Linked DNA regions of Homo sapiens: region 2 is linked to region 1. Evidence: read pairs that join two places in POLR2A ChIA-PET (ENCODE). Cell type or tissue: Panc1. All regions are shown on one strand. Links, peaks and the distances in the headings refer to the core of each region. The heading gives the core; the rest is flanking DNA.

Region 1 (8,507 bases), core at 2,675-5,174:
CAGCGTGTTGGCCTCCAGAGAGGTGGCTTTTATTGTCATGCTAACCTCCCCCAGGCATGTGGCCTTACTCTGTTCCCTTTCCCCTTTATTTCACCTTGCCTGGCTCAGACTCCTGCAGCTGCGAATGGAGAAGGAGGAGATGGAAGAGGAGCTTGGAGAGAAGATAGAGGTCTTGCAGAGGGAATTAGAGCAGGCCCGAGCTAGTGCTGGAGATACTCGCCAGGTTGAGGTGCTCAAGAAGGTATTTGGGAATTGGGGGGCAGAATGGTAGGTAGGGGTGATGAACACCTGCCTTACCTCTCCATGAGGGCCTTCTTGCTAGTGGGGCTATCTCCTGTGTGCTTGGTTTCCAGGCCTCATCCTGCCTGCTCAGCTTGATCTCTTTCCAGCACAGCAGCACCAGTCTCCTCATTGAGCATAGAGGTTTCTAATGGAAAGTGCTCTCAGAACCCAGGTTGGGGTATAGCCAGAGGCTGCTGGCCGACTCCCAAGAGACGTCATGGGTAGCAGCATTTAGGTGGATTTGTGAAACTCCAGGATGATTTTTGCAGGCTCAGAAATCTAATTTGGTCAGCATGGCAAAAGCTGCTTTGTCTTTCAGAGGGGTCTCTAACTACATTTATGAAAAAATGTTTACCATTAGAATTTCAGTTTATTAATTTACATTGAGAAATATCATCACATGGACTGGAATACTTGTGTTGGCATGGCCTGGTTACTAATGTAACAAAACTAATTAGCAAAAGAAAAATAGCAGAGTATATGGTATTACATTGAAGATTCACTACATATTATATAACCCTTTAGCCTAATTATGGTACTTTCTGAATTTCAGAAGTAGCTAATAGCTAATAATTAGAACCAGAACTCCTATTTTAATTTTCTTTTTAAAAGAAATCAGAGCTGTGCCAGCATTTATTGTGTCACACATTTTGGTTTTATACACACACACACACACACACACACACACACGAAAGACAAGTGGCAGCTGCAGGGATTGTGCTGACCTGTTCTGTCAAAGTCTCTCCAGGTTGCTCTTGCATGCAGTTGGAGATCCCATGGCCACACTATATATATATATATATTTTTTTTTTTTTTTTTTTTTTTGAGACGGAGTCTCACTCTGTCACCCAGGGTGGAATGCAGTGGCGTGATCTCGGCTCACTGCAAGCTCCGCCTCCTGGGTTCACGCCGTTCTCCTGCCTCAGCCTCCCGAGTTGCTGGGACTACAGGCGCCCACCACCACGCCCGGCTAATTTTTTTTGTATTTTTACAAAAAAAATACACGTACTCAGTGTTTCACCGTGAAACATGGTTTCACCGTGTTAACCAGGTTGGTCTTGATCTCCTGACCTTGTGATCCGCCCTCCTTGGCCTCCCAAAGTGCCGGGATTACAGGCGTGAGCCACCGCACCCAGCCTCACACTGTATTTTTTTTAAACAACCAGCCTTACTAGCCATACCTTCATGTACTCTCCCTTCATGGTATTTTTTTTTTTATGGAGTTATATTTTACATGCTATAAAAGTCATCTTTGTGTACAATCCAATGGGTTTTTTTTTTCTTTTTGAGATGGAGTCTTACTCTGCTACCCAAGCTGGAGTGCAGTGGCACAATCTCGGCTCACTGCAACCTCTGCCTTCTGGTTCAAGCCATTCTCCTGCCTCAGCTTCCCAAGCAGCTGGGATTACAGGCACACACCACCACGCCCGGCTAATTTTTGTATTTTTGGTAGAGACAGGGTTTCACCATGTTGTCCAGGCTGGTTTTGAACTCCTGACCTCAGGTGATCCACCCGCCTCAGCCTCCCAAACTGCAGGCATGAGCCACTGGCGCCTGGCCCCCAGTGGTTTTTATTATATTAACAAAGTTGTACAACCATCATCACTATTTAATTACAGAACATTTTCATTACCCCCTCAAAGGCGCCAAACCCATTAGCAATAATTCCCCCCACCCAATGGCAACCACTAATCTACTTTTTGTCTCTGGATTTACCTATTCTGGATATTTAATATAATTGAATCCTATAATATATGGGCCTTAAGGGTCTGGCTTCTTTCACCTAGCATAGTGTTTTCAAGGTTTGTCCATGTGGTAGCAAGTATGAGTACTTCATTCCTTTTTATGGCTGAATAACATTCCACTCTGTGGGTATACCGTGTTTAGTCCAGTCATCAATTCGTGGACATCTGGGTTGTGTATCCATCTGGGCTATAATGAATAATGCTACTATGAACATTCGCGTATAAGTTTTTTTGTGAACACATATTTTCGGTTCTCTTGGGTTACCTAAGAGTGGAATTGCTGGTGATATAAATGGTAAATCTGTGTTTAACTTTTTGAGAAACTGCCAAACTACTTTCCAAAGTGGCCACATCAGTTTTTATTCCCTTGGCAGTGTATGAGAGTTTCAGCTTCTCCACATTCAGGTATCTTAGTCTGGCTCTGGGTGCCCCATCACCATTCCCGTTTCCTTCCAGGAGCTGCTCCGGACACAGGAGGAGCTTAAGGAACTGCAGGCAGAACGGCAGAGCCAGGAGGTGGCTGGGCGACACCGGGACCGGGAGTTGGAGAAGCAGCTGGCGGTCCTGAGGGTCGAGGCTGATCGAGGTCGGGAGCTGGAAGAACAGAACCTCCAGCTACAAAAGACCCTCCAGCAACTGCGACAGGACTGTGAAGAGGCTTCCAAGGCAAGGGGAGTGGGCACAGGGCTTAGGAGGTGGAGGCTGAGGGTGTCTGGAGGGCTGAGGAGCCAGAGGGTGTGGAAAGTTACCTGTCATGGGTATGTACTGACCAGCTCCTGGGTCCTAGGCATGTGGTTCAAAGAAGCCAGGATTTGGCAGGGGGAGGATACCTGTATCTGTGTAGGGGTGGGATTCTCAGAGAAGCGTCTGGCTGGTGGCAGCTGCTCTCTTTAAGCCTCATTCTTATGGGCTGTCTTTGGGATGGCTTTCCTGGGTGTGGTCAATGGCCCCAAGCCCTGGGGTCTGAGCTGCCACGCCCTGGGGTCTGAGCTGCCACCCCCTGAACCGTCCTTAGGCTAAGATGGTGGCCGAGGCAGAGGCAACAGTGCTGGGGCAGCGGCGGGCCGCAGTGGAGACGACGCTTCGGGAGACCCAGGAGGAAAATGACGAATTCCGCCGGCGCATCCTGGGTTTGGAGCAGCAGCTGAAGGAGACTCGAGGTCTGGTGGATGGTGGGGAAGCGGTGGAGGCACGACTACGGGACAAGCTGCAGCGGCTGGAGGTCAGTGGTTCTGCCCTCCCAGCCCTCTCTGCTCAGCCCTGGTGAAATACTCCTATGCTAAGTAGTTAGCCATCAGTTTCACTTTGCCCTTAGTGTGCATCTGTTTTGCCTCCCCAAACCTGCTCTGTTAACCTTGGGTTTATTTCCTGGTGTATACTTTGGCGCCAATGTTCAGTCTTTGCACTGGTAGTTTTGTTTCTTATTTCTCACCCTTTGCTTGCTCTATGTGTCCTGATTTCTTTGCTAGGAGCCTGTTTTCATTGCACATCATTTTCATAAATACCTCCTTTCTCCTGCCCAGCTACCCACCTCCAAATGACTTGAACCCAAGTTTTACCTTTTCTCAGTCCAACCCTGCTTCCCTACCTCCCAGGCAGAGAAACAGCAGCTGGAGGAGGCCCTGAATGCGTCCCAGGAAGAGGAGGGGAGTCTGGCAGCAGCCAAGCGGGCACTGGAGGCACGCCTAGAGGAGGCTCAGCGGGGGCTGGCCCGCCTGGGGCAGGAGCAGCAGACACTGAACCGGGCCCTGGAGGAGGAAGGGAAGCAGCGGGAGGTGCTCCGGCGAGGCAAGGCTGAGCTGGAGGAGCAGAAGCGTTTGCTGGACAGGACTGTGGACCGACTGAACAAGGAGGTGGGGCATGGGGTATTCTGGGCCTTTAGGAAGAGGCCCAGCTCATCCAGAAGCTGGCCTGAGAGGACAGGGGCTTGGGGGAGAGGGGTTAGTCAGAATGTGTGATGATTATGGCCAGGTGCGGTGACTCACTCCTGTAATTCCAGCACTTTGAGAGGCTGAGGTAGGCAGATACCCGAGGTCAGGAGTTTGAGACCAGCCTGGCCAACATAGCAAAACTCTGTCTCTACTAAAAATACAAAAAATTAGCCGGGCTTGGTGGCTCATGCCTGTAGTCCCAGCTACTCAGGAGGGTGATGCAGGAGAGTCACTTGCACCCGGAAGGTGGAGGTTGCAGTGAGGCGAGATCATGCCACTGCACTTCAGCCTGGGTGACAGAGCAAGACTCTGTCTTAAGAAAAAAAAAAAAAGAATGTGTGATGTTTGCTTTCCTCAAGTTCATTGTTAGGAAGACCAAGACCAAATCTTCTGGAAGGGGCATCCTTCCTACCTCCCCTCCATGTTTTTGCTCTTTCCCTTACATCCTATTCCTTTATGGTCTTCATTCTTGGAGAACATCTCCTGGGATTCTCCCTTGGGAGTCTACAAAACCTAAATACAAGAATCTTCAATGGCCAGCTTGGGCAACATAATAAGACTCTGTCTCTACTTAAAAATAAAATTAGCCTGCTGTGGTGGCTTGTTCCTCAGTTTCTCTTTATAGATGGGGAATTGAGACCCAGAGAAGATAAGTAACTTGCCTATGGTTGCTAATTAGTGGTAGAGCCAGGATTTGAACCCAGACATCTGTATTCCCAGCTACTCGGAAGGCTGACGTAGGATTGCTTGAGCCCAGGAGGTTGAGGCTGCAGTGAGCTGTGACTGCCCCACTGCGCTACAGCAAGAGCCTGTCAAAAAAAAAAATCTTCATTGGTAGAATTTTAAATTTGGGTGAGGGGAAGGAGAAAAGAAAGAAAAAAGAAAAGGAAATAAATTGCTTTTGCTGCTAAGGTTCTCCTCCCAATCTTTTTGTAAAGCAAGAGCAAACACGTAATATGTTACATCAATTCTAAAGTGCACATTTTATCATTTGTCAATGAAAAATGCACATCTTATCATTTGTCAATGAAAAATGCACATCTTATCATTTGTCAATGAAAAATGCACATCTTATCATTTGTCAATGAAAAATGCACATTTTATCATTTCTGAAATAGAGTTGTGTCTTATACCTTATGGTATGTTATAGTTTAATTGGCATATTTTTCTTAGTGGTACGCCGTATAATCATTGGCACCTTGGGTTTGCTGAAATGGTCATTTAAGGCTTACTTTGTATCAGGCACTGTTGTAAGTACAGAACTTCACATAATTAACTAATGTAATTCTCACAACACCTTGTGATATAGTTACTATTTTTAATCCCATTTTACAGATGGGGGACTGAGACCCAGAGAGATAAGTAACTTGCACATGGTCACCAGTAAGTGGTAGAGCCAGGATTTGAACCCAGACATCTGTATATAACTATTAGCTATACTAGGAACCTAGGCCCAGGAAAGAGCAAGAGAGGGCTGCCTTGTCAGGAAGGAGACCCTTAGGGGAGAGTCTTGGGAGTCTGGGCCTGGAGAGGGTCATTTATGTACAGTGCTGAAGACCCTTTTCTCTGTGTTTCAGTTGGAGAAGATCGGGGAGGACTCTAAGCAAGCCCTGCAGCAGCTCCAGGCCCAGCTGGAGGATTATAAGGAAAAGGCCCGGCGGGAGGTGGCAGATGCCCAGCGCCAGGCCAAGGATTGGGCCAGTGAGGCTGAGAAGACCTCTGGAGGACTGAGCCGACTTCAGGATGAGGTAGAAGTCTAATATCCTTGGGTTTGAAGGTCCTTGCCTCTTTTTTTTTTTTTTTTTTTTTGTCCGAGACAGAGTCTCACTCTGTCGCCCAGGCTGGAGTTCAGTGGCGCGATCTTGGCTCACTGCAAGCTCTGCCTCCGGGGTTCACACCATTCTCCTGCCTCAGCCTCACAAGTAGCTGGGACTACAGGTGCCTGCCACCACGCCTGGCTAATTTTTTATATTTTCAGTAGAGACGGGGTTTCACCGTGTTAGCCAGGATGGTCTCAATCTCCTGACCTCGTGATCCGCCCTCCTCGGCCTCCCAAAATGCTAGGATAACAGGCATGAGCCACTGCGCCCAGCCCGGTCCTTGCCTCTTAACTGAACCTGTGGCCAAGGGTCCCTGGGGCCCAGGTTTAGGTCTAATGACTTGCAGGGTGGAGGAATATATTGTCTGTAGAGCAGTGATTTTCAAATTCTGTAGCTTAGAGCCACCTGAGGAGATTTTTAAAAATCCCCACACCCAGGCTGTATCCCATACCACTTCAGTCATCATCTCTGGGGATGGGATCCAGGATCAGAATTTAAAAAAACTCCTCAGGTGATTCCAAGTTGTGTAGAGACTTTAAAAACAATAAAGAAGCTGAGGACGGTGGCTCACGCCTGTAATCCCAGCACGTTGGGAGGCTGAGGCGGGCAGATCATGAGGTCAGGTGTTCAAGACCAGCCTGGCCAACATGGTGAAACCTTGTCTTTACTAAAAATACAAAAATTAGCTGAGCGTGGTGGTGCATGCCTGTAGTCCCAGCTACTCAGGAGGCTGAGGCAGGAGAATTGCTTGAACCTGGGAGGTGGAGGTTGCAGTGAGCCGCGATTGTGCCACTGCATTCCAGCCTGGGCGACAGAGCAAGACTCCATCTCAAAAAACAAAAACAAAAACAATAAAGGAAATTAATGAGGGCAGGTGCAGTGGCTCTTGCCTGTAATCCCAGCACTTTGGGAGGCTGTGGCGGGCAGATCACGAGGTCAGGAGATTGAGACCATCTTGGCTAACACGGTGAAACCCCGTCTCTACTAAAAATACAAAAAATTAGCCAAGCGTGGTGGCACATGCCTGTAGTCCCAGCTACTCGGGAGGCCGAGGCAGGAGAATCACTTGAACCTGGGAGGTGGAGATTGCTGTAAGCTGAGATCGCACCACTGTACTCCAGCCTGGGCGACAGAGCGAGACTCCATCTAAAAAATGAAAAAAAAAGAAAATGGATGAAAAGTCAGTTTGCTTTTTATTGTCATCATGCCACTGGTAATTCTAAAGAGTGACAGTGATGAAATGTTTCTGCCCACTGGGCTGGACTGCTCCTGCCCCTCAACCCTCACCTTCTCACTACACTGAGCTGTGGCATTTTTACCCCCTGCCCAGATCCAGAGGCTGCGGCAGGCCCTGCAGGCATCCCAGGCTGAGCGGGACACAGCCCGGCTGGACAAAGAGCTACTGGCCCAGCGACTGCAGGGGCTGGAGCAAGAGGCAGAGAACAAGAAGCGTTCCCAGGACGACAGGGCCCGGCAGCTGAAGGGTCTCGAGGTGAGGGCACTGAGGTGTGACCTGTGGAAAAAGGGTGGGACTTCCAAGCCTCTTTCTGTACTAGCGGTCAAAACCGACAGCCCACAGTTGATGAGTTTTGTTTGGCTGCAGTATTTTCAACAACTTTGAATCAATTGCCAATGTTTAGAAATTTATAGAGGTCACCTAAAAATTTGGATTTCTAGTTTCTTTTGTATTTGGCAGATATGGTAATACTGAGTGTCTTGTCCTGAGTCTGCATGGCAACAGTTGGCTGGAGCTGAGCAGTGGGTTTCCCCTTTAGAGTGAACAGTATTCTTCAGTTTGCTATATTTGATAATAATAATAGCAGCAGCAAACATATTGTGCTGTGTGATAGGCACTTAAGACTTAATCCTCAGAATAACTCTGTGGGGTAGGTAGTCTTGTTTTCTCCATTTTACAGATGAAGGAAACTGAGGCACAGAGAGATGAACTTGTCCATGGTCTACTGCCAGGAAGTGGTAAATCTGATTTTCAGACTGGACAGTCTGGTCCCATGTACATACTCTTAGCCTCTACGTGGTACTGCCTCCAGTACCTCAGTTTCTGAGTCTCTTCACCTCAGCCTTGGCCCAGGTACTTGGGTTTCTCTCTCTTTTCCCATTAGAGAAATAAGGTTTTCCAATGAAGAGTAGATTCTGGGGTTTGCCTTTCTGTCAAAGGGCCGTCACCAGAGCATGGCCCCGACCTGCCCATGATGCCACATCTGGTCAGTAGAGGGCGCTGGCTCCATAGTGGCTCTGGGTCCAGGCAAGTACCAAAAGGTTACTGGGATGTGCAAGAGAGAAAAGTCTGTTAATGCTGGAGTTTGAGAGGCTCCTGGTCTGAGTTTGGCATTCTGGTGTCCAGCATTTGGGACAGAATTACTTGTTCTTCTGTCCTAGGAAAAAGTCTCACGGCTGGAAACAGAGTTAGATGAGGAGAAGAACACCGTGGAGCTGCTAACAGATCGGGTGAATCGTGGCCGGGACCAGGTAACCGCCCCCACCCCTCATCTCTGTTTACCCCTGACTGCATCACCTCTTGGTTCTCTCAAAAACAACTCTACCCTCCCATCTTTCATCATCTGGCTGCCGAATCTGTGCGTGGCTGGGTCTCCTTCAGGGTTTTGTCTGCTTTGGGAAAGGTTGGCCAGTTTCCTTGGGTGGAAAGAAGCCAATGATTTGCATGGAGGAAGGGATCCTGGTGGCCTGGGCTGTTCTCTGACCTGAATTGG
Region 2 (2,500 bases), core at 1-2,500, 150 kb after region 1:
TTTTAGTACTATATGTTTTGTTTTTTTAAATTATATACATCTTTTACTTTAATTAAAAAAATTTAAGAAGAAAAGGAAACTAGGGTGGTGATATTTATGTTTTCCACTTAGTCAGTCAAGCAGTGTAATCTTTTTTTTTTTTTTTTTGAGACAGAGTCTTGCTCTGTCTCCCAGGCTGGAGTGCAGTGGCATGATCTGGGCTCACGGAGATGTAACCTCCGTCTTCCGGGTTCAAGTGATTCTCTTACCTCAGACTCCCGAGTTGCTGGGATTACCTGCTCCCTCCTCCACATCCGGCTAATTTTTGTATTTTAGTAGAAATGGGGTTTCAACATGTTGGCCAGGCTGGTCTTGAACTCCTGACCTCAAGTGATCCTCCCGCCTCCACCTCCCAAAATGATGGGATTGCAGGCGTGAGCTACCACACCTGGGTAAGCAATTTCTTGATTAGAAATGAAAGAAGACCATTTTTACTGCCCCATGTGTAAAAGAGCTCACTTGGAATTGCTGGAGTAGATAATCACTGTGACCCACCTCTGCCTTGGGAAAGTGTTCATCAAATATTAGTACTGTTGTGAGTCAGACATAGTTCTAGGCGTTAGGGGTAAAAACAAAACAGAAAGACAGTATTCTTATATTCTTATTCTCATCGAAACAATACAGAAATAAAGAAAAATAGTTGTAAAGCCTTTTCCCTGAGCTAAATAACACTGTAAGTTTCTTTGGAAACTGGATAGACCAGTATTGTTTATTTATTTCCCCCCTCTACTTCTCTGCTGGCTTTTCAATAATTGGTTTAAATTTGGCTGGAGCAGTACAGTGTTTTGGTGATGAAGAGGAAAGTGTTCAGGATCTTCAGGACATTGACATTGCATCGTGGTTCTTCTTGAACATCCCCTCTGTGGCTATAATCCTCGGTGCCTAAGTGAGCCTTCACTTGTATGGCCAGGTTGGGGAGAGACTGGCATAATCTTTCTATTAGTCACTTCCTGGCAGGACATTCATATCCTTGTACGGTTCTTAGAAGAACTTAATAGCTAAATGATACTAATAATAGCTACTGATATATACTTTACAAAACTCTTAACATCTGTCATCTTTTTCTTGTACATCTATGAGATATTCCAGTTTTACACAGTGAAAGGGTTTACATGACTTATGCAAGTACACATTGGTAGGTGACAGAACTAGAAGTTGAATTAGTCTCTCAATCTTTTTTTTTTTTTTTTTTTTTTTTGCGATGGAGTCTTGCTCTGTCACCCAGGCTGGAGTGCAGTGGTGCTATCTCGGCTCACTGCAAGTTCCGCCTCCTGGGTTCACGCCATTCTCCTGCCTCAGCCTCCTGAGAAGCTGGGACTACAGGCGCCTGCCACCTCTCCCCGGCTAATTTTTTGTATTTTTAGTAGAGACAGGGTTTCACCATGTTAGCCAGGATGGTCTCGATCTCCTGACCTCGTGATCCACCCGCCTTGGCCTCCCAAAGTGCTGAGATTACAGGCATGAGCCACCGCGCCTGGCCCTCTTGACTTAATCTTGAACTCATTTGCCTATCCAACTATCTTTCCTTAAAATACTCTGGGAAATGCTTTCCACCTTGAGTACCAAACATCATTGATCTTCCTTATTTCATTCTCTCTTCAGGTTAATTCATGTGGCTTTCAAACACAAATCAAACTTTCTTTAATAAAGAAGGAGCCATTTCTTATTGCTTATTTTAGCTCCCTGTTGTTTATTTCCTTAAGTCTAAATTCCTGTGCCTACTTTTTAGGATTTTTCATAATCTAGTGTTAGTCTGCCTATCCAGCATTATCTTTAATTGTCTCCTGTTCCCTTATTTAAATCAGGCAAATCTGTTTTCTCAAAGTATTTAAGCACAGACTCATTCCTGTTTCCTATCTTTAGCTTATAGTTTCTCTTCTTCATTCTGTTCTTTGGGGATCCACCTAAGGCTTCCCTGATAACTGTAATTATCAATAAGTGCTTCCATTCTGACTGCCTATATCACTGTCTGTACCATACATGTTTGCTATTTCATTGTAATGCAGCATTATATACTGTCTTTCAGTGCTCTCTAATTGTTTACACATGTATAAAATAACTGGAATTTAAGTCCTCTGACACGAGAAACCAGATCTCTCACATATACCTAAAAGAATGCTTGAGCGCTTGCCAGATATTCTTTAAATGCTAGTTATTCCAATAAGTATACCTGTTACTGGATGTGTTAGTCCATTTTCACACTGCTATAAAGACACTACCTGAGATTAGGTAATTTATAAAGAAAGGAAGGTTTTTTTTTGTTTGTTTGTGCTTTTTTGAGATGGAGTCTCGCACTGTCACCTGGGCTGGAGTGCAGTGGCATGATCTCAGCTCACTGCAACCTCTGCCTCCTGGGTTCAAGCGATTGTCCTGCCTCAGCCTCCCGAGTAGCTGGGATTACAGTTGCCTGCCACCATGCCCAGCTAATTTTTTGTATTTTTAGTAGAGACGGGGTTTCATC

What was found. Peaks named below come from ENCODE experiments on the same cell type or tissue, not always from the same donor. Only the 100,000 strongest peaks of a DNase experiment are listed, where the experiment ranks them.
Region 2: POLR2A ChIA-PET joins it to region 1 with 10 read pairs; 7 of 35 experiments call an interaction of 5 or more read pairs at or near these places.

Annotation. Positions count from the first base shown.
Region 1 is chr1:151,526,867-151,535,373 of GRCh38, forward strand. CGN (cingulin) reads left to right here. Exons shown (of 21, transcript NM_020770.3): 10 at 109-241; 11 at 2,484-2,693; 12 at 3,043-3,249; 13 at 3,623-3,880; 14 at 5,536-5,706; 15 at 7,109-7,270; 16 at 8,176-8,265. LOC124900437 (small nucleolar RNA SNORA44) reads right to left here and starts at 1,072; the gene lies at 965-1,072. In Panc1, for the core only: no CTCF peak of the experiment used is centred there; no DNase peak of the experiment used is centred there.
Region 2 is chr1:151,680,023-151,682,522 of GRCh38, forward strand. The region is part of intron 7 of SNX27 (sorting nexin 27); the gene reads left to right. Among named protein-coding and RNA genes, the nearest start is that of CELF3, 36 kb to the right of the region's middle. In Panc1, for the core only: no CTCF peak of the experiment used is centred there; a DNase peak (open chromatin) is centred at 979.